3 separate regions of the Homo sapiens genome follow, and all the other regions are linked to region 2. A link is a contact called in ENCODE Hi-C or POLR2A ChIA-PET data. All regions are on one chromosome and are shown on one strand. The core of a region is the stretch at or near the end of the contact, and the rest is flanking DNA. Distances in the headings are between cores, read along the strand shown.

Region 1 (3,538 bases), core at 978-3,477, 190 kb after region 2:
ATCTGCAAATATACTAAGAACCACTGAATTGTGTACTTCAAATGGGTGAAATGTATGGTATATGAACCATATCTTAATAAAGCTGATTAAAAAAAACTATGGAAAAATATCACTTTTCTCATAACTGCTTAGTAAATACTTAAAATACACTGTTTGTGGAAGGGGGCTTCTGGGTACTGGTAATGTTCTATTTCCTAATTTGGGTGGTAGTGCAAAAGTGAATGTATTTTGTGGTAATTATTGGTGTACTTTTCTGTATGAAGGTTATACTTCAGTAACAAAGTCTATAAAAATACACACATAAACACAGTATGTTGGTGATGGTATGGGTAAACAGACGCTCATACTTTGTTCCTGGGGATATAAACTGACAAAACTTCTTAGGTAGGTAAACTTCAGATTTATAAACAATAAAAAACATACGTTCTTGTTCCAAAGGTATATACTCACATGTATACAAAAATATGTAAAAGATCTTTACTGCAACCTTGTCTGTAAGAGAAATGGTGTGGAAAAATTATAAATGCCAGTCAACTGGGGCCTGGGTAAATAAATTATGGCACAATCACACCAGGAAACACTAACCATTTAATTTTTTTTTGAGAGCTCATCACCCAGGCTAGAGTGCAGTGGTATGATCTTGGCTCACGGCAACCTCTGCCTCCCGGCTTCAAGCAATTCTCCTGCCTCAGCCTCCTGAGTAGCTGGGATTACAAGTGCCTGCCACCGTGCCCATCTAATTTTGGTATTTTTAGTAGAGACAGGGTTTCACCATCTTGGACAGGTTGGTCTCGAACTCCTGACCTCACGATCCACCTGCCTTGGCCTCCCAAAGTGCTGGGATTACAGGCGTGAGCCACTGCGCCCGGCCTAAAATTGTTTTAATTAAAAAAAAAAAAAGAAGAAGAAAGAAGGTACAGAATAGTGTAGCCGTGTATATGGTATATCACTCTATGTGCGGAGAAAATAAACTAAGGTGGAGGTGGTGGGGAATATTTACACACACACACACACACACACACACACACACAAAAAAAACAAAACATCTTAAGCAGGACACACAAGAAACTAGTAATCACAACTGGTTCTGAGGAGGGGACACTGGGAAATTTAGAGATGTACTTTTCACTTAGTATTTTTTTAAAAAGGTATACACCAATTTAAATAAATGAATTCTTCTGAAGTAAAAACTATGCTGCTTCAACATGTAAATGCCGCTAAGCTTCTAAAAGTTAAAATCTGAAATGTTATAAATTCTGAAATCTTTCCTATCTCCCATTTCAAAAGTTAAATTCCCAAACCATTAAGCAGTAGTAACAGCAGTAGTAATAATAAATAGCTACTTACATCAACACCTCCAAACAAGTCAAAAATGTAAGTATTTGGATAAGTGGTTTCTTGGGTAAGTTTCCTCTCTTCAGTAACAAATGCCATAGCCTCCATGGAGAGAAGAGGAGAAATTTCCTAGTTTTTTTAAAAAAAAGTACATACATTGTTTTAGTAACCAACACAGACCAGACACTAAAGCATCAGTTTGAGCTTTAGTCCCAACTGGAGTTCCCATGAACACAAAGACAGTCCCCAATGAACCACACTTCCTAGTATTCAGGCCCCTGTAAAGCCCCTTCTCACACTAAATCTGGGCTGGTATGACACACCTCAACTAACAGCATGTGGTAGAAGTGACACTAGGCCACTTCCAGCACAAGCCTTAAGAAAGCCAGGCTCACACCTGTAATCCCAGCACTTTGGGAGGCTAAGGTGGGCGGATTACTTGAGGCCAGGAGTTTGAGACCAGCCTGGCCAACATGGCAAAACCCCATCTCTACTAAAAGTACAAAAATTAGCCGGATGTGGTGCTACACACCTGTAATCCCAGCTACTCAGGAATTTGAAGTACAAGAAGCACTTGAGCCACGGAGGCAGACGTTGCAGTGAGCCAACATAGAGCCACTGCACTCCAGCCTCGGCAACAGAGGGAGACTCTGTCATTAAAAAAAAATAAAAAGCCTGACAGACTTCGCTCTTGCCATCCTGGAACCCAAACATCATGCTGTGAGAACACAGCCAATGGGGAGGCCATAAGGAGAAGAAATGAGGCCAAGAGCAACATCCTTAGTTGATCTCCAGCTGACAGCCAGCACCAACCTGCCAGGGATGTGAGAGAGACCATTTTGGACATTCCAGATATCTCAGTACCACCCTACCCAACAGCACATGAAGCAGAGGAGCCACTCAGTCAACCAAGAATTGTTGACAGATAAATGATTCTTGTTACTTCCGGCTGCTAGGTTTCGGGGTGACTAGTTCTGTAGCAATAACCAAGTCACTGCTCAAATATAATCTCCTGCAGGAAGTCTTCTTGATTTCCCCCAACCAGAAGCATGCTCTTCAGACCCCCAAAACAATCTACAACTCATTTGTAACATTTAGCACTTTTACTTTGCACCTATTTACAAACCATTTCTTTTTTTTTTTTTGAGAGGGAGTCTCGCTCTGCCACCCAGGCTGGAGTGCAGTGGCGCGATCTCGGCTCACTGCAAGCTCTGCCTCCCGGGTTCACGCCATTCTCCTGCCTCAGCCTCCCGAGTAGCTGGGACTACAGGCGCCCGCCACTGCGCCCGGCTAATTTTTTGTATTTTCAGTAGAGACGGGGTTTCACCGTGGTCTCCATCTCCTAACCTTGTGATCCACCCGCCTCGGCCTCCCAGAGTGCTGGGATTACAGGCGTGAGTCACTGCGCCCGGCCAAACCTATGTTATTTCTTCCCTAGACTAAACGTTCCTTGAGGACAACACAAACAGATCCCACTTTGTATTCCCCACAGATTCCAAGACAGAGTATTTGATACAGCACACATAGGGTAGTAGTTCTCAAACTGACGGCCACAGAATCCTTTGTTCATATGGAACAAAGCTAAGAGGAAAAAAAATCTTACAAGAAAACCTAAAACATAGTAAGTTTCAAATAAGTACTTACTTAATGAATAAAGAAATGATGATCACATAGCAAAGATATACAAATATTAATTTCCCTCCCCTTTAACTTCACCTCAATCTCCTGAGATTTTGCAAGAAGCAAATAATGTGCAACTCTTTGAAAAGCATTTTTAAACAAGTTTAAGAAGCTATAATTATTTCTATCAGACTGTGAGATTCAAAATATGAAAATGTCTCTTCTTAAACGTAAAGACTAAGTTTAATTAGTTTCTATTACATTTTAAAATAACTTACTATGTGATATAATAATCAAAACTTCACCTCTGAAGAACACTGTCATTCAGTTTCATTACGTTCAATATAACTTACATGGTTTTTATTTATTTATTTTTGCTGTTTTTTATTTTATTATACTTTAAGTTCTAGGGTACTTGTGCACAACATGCAGGTTTGTTACATATGTATACATGTGCCATGTTGGTGCGCTGTACCCATTAACTCGTCATTTATATTAGGTATATCTCCTAATGCTATCCCTCCCCCCTCCCCCCACCCCATGCCAGGCCCTGGTGTGTGACGTTCCCCACCCTGTGTCCAAG
Region 2 (3,378 bases), core at 18-2,517:
GATCACCTGAGGTCAGGAGTTCAAGACCAGCCTGGACAACATGGTGAAATCCCATCTCTACTAAAAATACAAAAATTAGCTGGGTGTGGTGGTGTGCACCTGTAATTCCAGCTACTCGGGAGGCTGAGGCAGGAGAATTGCTTGAATCCAGGAGGCAGAGGTTGCAGTCAGCCGAGATTGTGCCATTGCACTCCAGCCTGGGCGACAGAGCGAGAGACTCCATCTCAAAACAAAAACAACAACAAAAAAAGAGAATGTGAATGATTTTTCCTATTTGCACAGACTTTGATATTTTACAAGCCTTAGCTTCAAGCCTGACGAGGAAGTAAAACCAAATCTGGAGTCAAAGAACCTAGCTTTGGCCCTAACTTGGTCGTTATTTGCTCTCTGACTGTGCACCAGTTCCTTCCCTTTCCTGGGTTTGCCATTTGTGCAATTAGGAGGTGGGCTTATTACAAAAAACCTGAAGGTGTCTCCTAGTCTTCACTTATTGAGTCTTGTACTTTAGATCTGGATGGAGATTTGTGAAGGCAAGGAGATTGAAGACATGTCCTCATAAGAGGGAGAAAATCTGAGCTGGTTCCAGGGTGAGCAGAGAGGAGGTGCTGTCGCCAGAGCATGCCCTCAAGGTCATGGGAGAAGTTTTTCCGGAGGACGAGAATGTGGGTGTGGCTCAGAGAGGGGGGACCTGGAGGGAAGGGTGTCACCTGGAAGGAACTGGTGATAGTCAGGACTGTGCAATCAGATCACGGGGCGGCTCCGCGATGGACCTTACTCAACTCCTCTCCTTAGTCCATCCCTTTCCCTTTCGATCCTTGCCTTAACCCAACCCCTTATCTGTCACTCCAAGACCCCACCCCACTCTGGTCACTCCATGGCTCTGCCTCCTCTCCTGTCACAACCAGCCGGGTTACTCCCCATCACTCCATGGGCCCACCTCCTCTCCTGTCCCGCCTGGCCCCGCCCCTCCCTTGGCACTCCACGGTTCCACCCTCTCCCTTGTCACACCCGGCCCCGCCCCTTCTGCTTTCACTCGACGGCGTCACTCCTTCCGGCAAGTCAGCTCCACCCCTATCCCTCGACTTTTCCTTATAGTATTTCTGTCCTTGCCAACCTCGATCCCTCCCCAACCAGACACGGCCCCGCCCCCTCTGGCACCGCCCACCCGCCAGACTAAGCCACTCCCCCACTCACCAGGCCCCGCCCCTCTACGGAGGCCCCGCCTCTAGTTCGGCCTGTTTTCTCAGTCCCGGCACCCGCCGCGACCGCAAAGGCGGCCGCGGTTCTAGGAACTTGACGTGATGGGGCTTCCTGAGGAGCGGGTCCGGAGCGGCAGCGGGAGCCGGGGCCAGGAGGAAGCTGGAGCCGGAGGCCGGGCGCGGAGTTGGTCTCCGCCGCCCGAGGTCAGCCGCTCCGCGCACGTCCCCTCGCTGCAGCGCTACCGCGAGCTGCACCGGCGCTCCGTGGAGGAGCCGCGGGGTGAGGCCCGGCCCGGGCGGGCCTGGGGTGTCAGTGAGGAGAAGAGTGGGGGCTCCCTGGGGGAGTCGGGGGCTCCCTTGGGAAGCTGAGGGGTGGGTGAGGAGATGGAGGTTCTGTGAAGGAAGAATTGCGGTTCTTTGAAAATGGAAAAGGGATTCCGGGAGGAGACGAGGGTTCCATGGGAGCTGGGGAGTTCCCTGCAGACTTGGAGGGTCCGTGGTGGAGATGCGGGTTTTTGCGAGGAGACGCGGGATTCCGTGAGGGAAGAAGTGAGGTTCCTTGAGATTGGGACGGGGAGGTCGGCCAAGAGAGTGAAAGTTTCATGGGAAGAGAAGGGGAGTTCCTGAGGCGAAAAGAGGGTCTCTAAGGGGCGACGGGAGCCTTGAAGGGAGGAGGGCCACGAATAGAACTTTCTTTGCTTCCCTTTCACACCAGCTCAGCCACTGCCTCCTGAGACCCTTAACCTGTGAACTGTTGAGGGCAATAACGGGTCTGGTTCCCATCTTGGGGTCCTCAGATTAGTAATGGAGTCCCCGATCTATTTTTAGTATATCGGACATCCTAATGGAAATTACGCGGTATAAGACTGAACGAGTTACTACGATGTCAAGTTGTTTTATTTATTTTTTTAACTTGGGCTGGGATTGTATTAGTAATAGTTCAGAAGTTCTGATAGATGGTTCCATGTCTGTTAAAATGTATGAGGAAAATCGGCCAGGAGCAGTGGCTCACGCCTGTAATCCCAGCACTTTGGGAGGCCGAGGCGGGCGGATCACTTGAGGTCAGGAGTTCGAGACCAGCCTGGCCAACATGGTGAAACCCCCGTCTCCACTAAAAATACAAAAATTAGCCGGGTGTGGTGGCGGGCACCTGTAATCCCAGCTACTCGAGAGGCTGAGACAGGAGAATTGCTTGAACCCAGGAGGCAGAGGTTGCAGTGAGCCACGATAGCACCACTGCACTCCAGCCTGGGCGACAGAGCAAGACTTTGTCTCAAAAAAAAAAAAAAAAAAAAAAAAAAAAAAAGGTATAAGGAAAATCCCCCTACCCTTGCCCTCAGTCTGGGTAAAGGACAGATAGATAGACAGATAGATAGATAGATAGATAGATAGATAGATAGTTTGTTTTGAGACAAGGTGTTGCTCTGTCACCCATGCTGGAGTGCAGTGGCCCGTTCTAGGCTCACTATAGCCTGCATCTCCTGGGCTCATGCGATCTTTCCGCTTCAGCCTCCTGGGTAGCTGGGACTACAGGCGGACGCCATGACACCCAGCTACTTTTTTGTATTTTTTGGAGAGACGAGGTTTTGCCATGTTGCCCAGGCTGGTCTTGAACTCCTGGCCTCAGGCTTTCCTCCTTACTTGGCCTCCCAAAGTGCTGTGATTACATGTGCATGAGCTACTGCGCCTAGCCAAGGAGTCAAAATTGCACCCCCATTGGGAGGCAGCATGATGTTTGGTTGTGGGACAAACATGGGCCACGAATCAAATCCAGAAAAATCTAGATTTAGACCCTGGCTCTGCTGTTCATTTACTGTGGGGTCTTAGGCAAATTTTTAAGCCTGTCTGAGATTCCTTTTCTTCCATCTATAAGATAGGTCTAGTAATACTTGCCTAATGGGTTTGTATGAGGTCTAAAGTGTGTAATAAGTATGCGCTATAACATGCCTGATGCACAGTACACATTCAATAAATAGTAGTTAGTCTGATACAATATAAATCAAGCAATTACCAAGTAATGCAAGACAGGATTCAATCAAGTGTAAAGTGGTGGAGTTGGGATTTGAACCAAGACAGTTTGACTGCAGAATCCATATCCTAATAGCAATGCTATTCCTCTTCCATGACCCCACAGAATGCATTTCACCAAATTCCATCAAATACAGAATTTCTACCAGGG
Region 3 (3,323 bases), core at 496-2,995, 170 kb before region 2:
GGTCAGGAGACCGAGACCATCCTGGCTAACACTAAACATACAAAAATACAAAAAATACAAAAAATTAGCCGGGCGTGGTAGCGGGCGCCTGTAGTCCCAGCTACTCGGGAGGCTGAGGCAGGAGAATGGCGTGAACCCGGAAGGCGGAGCTTGCAGTGAGCCGAGATCGTGCCACTGCACTGCAGCCTGGGCAACAAGAGCGAGACTCCGTCTCAAAAAAAAAAAAAAAGTTTTATCACTAGATCATTAACCTCTGGCCTAGGTCACCTCCGGCCTCCTTTTGGGCTAGGTGGGCAGTTCTCGGACCCTCCCCCACCAGCCCTGCTCTGCTGACCTAGAACCTCTGGCCCTGGAGATTCTGATATGTGTATTTGTGGTCTCTTCTCGGGCATCTCCCAGGCCACTGGGAGAGCTGGGGCCTAGAGCGTGGGGTGGGTGGAATCCTGAGGGCAGAGAGTGTGGAAGAATCTTACAATGGCAGCTCTAGAGGGAAGCCTGGATATGTTTGTTTGACAAACTGAGACCCAGAGAGGTAACATGACTTGAGGTCACACAGCAAGTCTAGGGCACAGTCAGGACTGAAAGCCAGGACTCTGGGGAGGCTAAAGCGCCCTGAGGTTTAGACCATCTGGTTCATGTAGAGAATGGAGAGGGTCAGGGCTGGGAGCTATGGGTTCAAATCCTGGCTCTGCCATTGACTGTACTTTTGTGACCTAAGAAAGTCACTTGAGCTCTCTGAGTCTGTTTCCTCAACTGTTAAACGGGACAATATCTACCTTTTGGGTTGTTGTGAAGATAAAAAAACACACCCATAGCACAGGTCGTGGCACACAGTAAGTGTGCCAATACATGTCAGCTAGTGGTATGGTGGTGCAATAGTAGGTGCCTAATAAATGTTGAATGCATTGTTGAACATGAGTTCACACGCTAACAGTGAGATTGTGAGACTCAGCTTTCCCACGTGTAAATCAGGACTCATAATCAGTCCCTGTCCTGCCACTTCTTTACAGCCCCGGTAGCAACATAGATTAAATAAGGTATGTAAACGTTCAAGCGCGGAGCCGTCTCAGGTCAATGTTTACTCAGCCCAGGGCAATTCCTCTCCAAGTCCTACTCTGCGAAATTTCACGTCAGCTTCACTAACTTCTCTACATTCCCAGATGCTCCCCGGGAACCGGGGGTTGGGGATGTCCCTCTTTTCTCAAGCCCGCCGAGCTGAGGAAAAACGGGGTGGGAAAGCAGAGTGTGTAAGGCTGAGGAGGTGAGCCAGAGGGGGGAGGGAGAGCAGGAATAAGGGCAGTGGGGAGAATGCAGGTGCACGGACGTGGTGTGGGTCGAGAACAGGGTCCGCATCGGGGGACTTGGATATAGGATGCAGTGAAAGGATTTGGGGAGCAGTGGGAGAGGTGAGGGCGCTGCGATCCGGGAAGAATCAGGAAAATAAGGAGCCGGTAGGAGGGAGTGGAGATCCTCCTCGCGGAGAGCTCGCCGCGGCGCAGGGCTCCCAGCTCCCCGCAGCTGCCTCCCCGAACACTCACCCTCCCGGTTCCGAGAACGTTTCCCGGCCCGAGCGCCCGGCCCGCAAACCGGGAGGGGAGGGGAGGGGAGGGGCAGGGGGGGATCCGCAGCCCGGGATTGGCCGCCGCCCCGCCAGCCGGTGACGCGAGGCGGGCGGGCCCCTTTGTGACGTCACAATCAGCTGTTTGAACGTTCCAATTTGTGCCGTGAGCCCCGCCGCAGCGGCCGCACAGACTCAAAGCCCCGCGGGCGAGCTCAGCAGCCCGGAGCGACCGCGGCCCCGCCGCCTCCCCCGCGAGTCCCGGCGATGCGGCCCGGCCTGTGAGCGGCCGGCGACCCTGGGACGCCCCGCCGCACAACTACCTCAACGCCGTGCCGCCCCCCTCCCGCCCCCAGGTGAGTCCCGACCCGGGTGGGCCTGGGGGCTCCCCTGCCACGGACACGCCCTGCGCCCCCCGCGCCCGGGCCTTTGTCTGTCTCCGCCGGCGGCCGCCGGGGCCGCGTTCCCGGCTCCCGATTGGTTGCCGCACGCCCGGTAGACCATGACGTCGTTCTATTTGCATATGACATTGAGACGTCACCAAGGCCGGTACCGCCCCCACAGGCTCGGGTCGCTTGTCCTCCCGTGACCCGGTAGCCGCTGTGTCGGGGCTGGGCCCTGGGTGAGACGCTGCAATCCAAAGGGGGCTGCAGGGGGATCGGCGATTTCCTAGGCTTATCCAGGGGCTGGGGTCAGGCCTCTGATCCCCTACTTTCTCTTTGCAACCTGAGAAGGAGTCAGACGGCGCTGCTGGGCCTAGGTTGAGGGGGTCGTCAGGAGTTCAGGGCTGCATGGGACTCCAGGTGGTTGGGACAGCACCAGATGGTGGTGGGATCCCCTCCCTCCGGCTCCAGACTCCGCCCCCAGGGACTAACAGAATAACATCCTCCTAATCCCTGATTTGTGTGCAGCGCCTTAGCTGATGTCACTCCTAGACCCAAAATGAAGGGTCTTAGACCCCAGTGCATGGAAGGGGCAACAGGCCCAGAGAGGAGGATTAGCTCTCTCGAGGTCACATAACCAATTAGAGTCATGCTCACTGAGTGACAGATGGATTATTAGCCAGGGGCAAAGACATAATAGGGGCTCAGTACAAGTGGTAAGATACACATCCTCCTTCCACTGGGGACCCGATCTTGGGCTCAGCCTTATCACGGTTTGATAGGCTCCTAGGTGTCCTTACTCCTGGACCCTTTTCCAGGGAATCTCTGGAGATTGGTTCACCTTTTGTGGTCCTGACCCCTTCTGTCCTCACTGTACCTTGAAGTCCTAGAGTCCAATAAAATCGCTGCCTCCCAGCTGTTTGGATCACAGAGAGGTGAGTCATTGGCTGCCTCGGGGTGTCTCCAGGGCTGATGTTGGGGTGGAGGGTGGGGTGAGGGTTCCCTCTATTGGCCCTTTACCTTCCCAACTTCCTAGGTCGTCAGCTAGGAAGGGCCTGACCTGGCCTAGTGCAGACAATTGCAGGTGTTTTGCTGCTCCCTCGTCACCTCTGCCCACAGAGAGTATAGGAGAAGGGATAGGATAAGGAGAGTTTCTGACTTAACAAGTGGATGGGCCTAGAGGCTGAACCAGGAACTCCATTCCTGCTGGGAGTTTGCTCAAGGATGGGCTGGGGGTAGGGGTGGCTTAGGGCACAAATGCTATTCTGGGCAGAGCTGCTGTAGTTATTAAAGGGAATGGTTCTCCCTGGAGCAGAACTGGGAATGTGAGAACCAGGAAGCTGGCAGGGCTGGGAAAGGAAATCTGGGAGGCTCCCCAAGTG

The links. A loop is a pair of places that touch in the nucleus more often than their neighbours do. ChIA-PET counts read pairs that join two places held with the same protein, here RNA polymerase II (POLR2A). Pooled maps may share reads with other maps.
Region 1: a pooled map shows a loop between it and region 2 (2.9-fold over the local background). The contact joins the enhancer-like site here to the promoter of ACSS2 in region 2. A Hi-C loop is called at or near these places in 2 of 168 maps with a recorded cell type or tissue (HCT116 and tibial artery) and 3 of 50 pooled maps. POLR2A ChIA-PET finds 5 or more read pairs at or near these places in 6 of 52 experiments (Caco-2, GM12878, HCT116 and 3 more).
Region 3: a map of ascending aorta shows a loop between it and region 2 (4-fold over the local background). The contact joins the promoter of TP53INP2 here to the promoter of ACSS2 in region 2. A Hi-C loop is called at or near these places in 1 of 168 maps with a recorded cell type or tissue (ascending aorta) and 10 of 50 pooled maps. POLR2A ChIA-PET finds 5 or more read pairs at or near these places in 3 of 52 experiments (AG04450, GM12878 and activated T-cell).

Annotation. Positions count from the first base shown.
Region 1 is chr20:35,067,949-35,071,486 of GRCh38, forward strand. TRPC4AP (transient receptor potential cation channel subfamily C member 4 associated protein) reads right to left here. Exons shown (of 19, transcript NM_015638.3): 3 at 1,348-1,464. Among named protein-coding and RNA genes, the nearest start is that of TRPC4AP, 23 kb to the right of the region's middle. RefSeq lists an enhancer at 2,390-2,559. Within about 2 kb of position 2,228, at least 3 of the 41 ENCODE cell types and tissues checked have a DNase peak (open chromatin) inside an H3K27ac peak, as active enhancers do; they include GM12878, where a contact is called at or near this core.
Region 2 is chr20:34,875,345-34,878,722 of GRCh38, forward strand. It overlaps ACSS2 (acyl-CoA synthetase short chain family member 2), which reads left to right and starts at 1,268. Exons shown (of 18, transcript NM_018677.4): 1 at 1,268-1,479. The coding sequence starts at 1,302. RefSeq lists enhancers at 487-566, 587-636 and silencers at 907-1,046, 1,127-1,556.
Region 3 is chr20:34,702,599-34,705,921 of GRCh38, forward strand. It overlaps TP53INP2 (tumor protein p53 inducible nuclear protein 2), which reads left to right and starts at 1,746. Exons shown (of 5, transcript NM_021202.3): 1 at 1,746-1,914; 2 at 2,760-2,876. LOC105372599 (a long non-coding RNA gene) reads right to left here and starts at 1,584. Exons shown (of 2, transcript XR_936690.3): 1 at 1,539-1,584; 2 at 1,061-1,215. RefSeq lists a silencer at 1,542-2,021.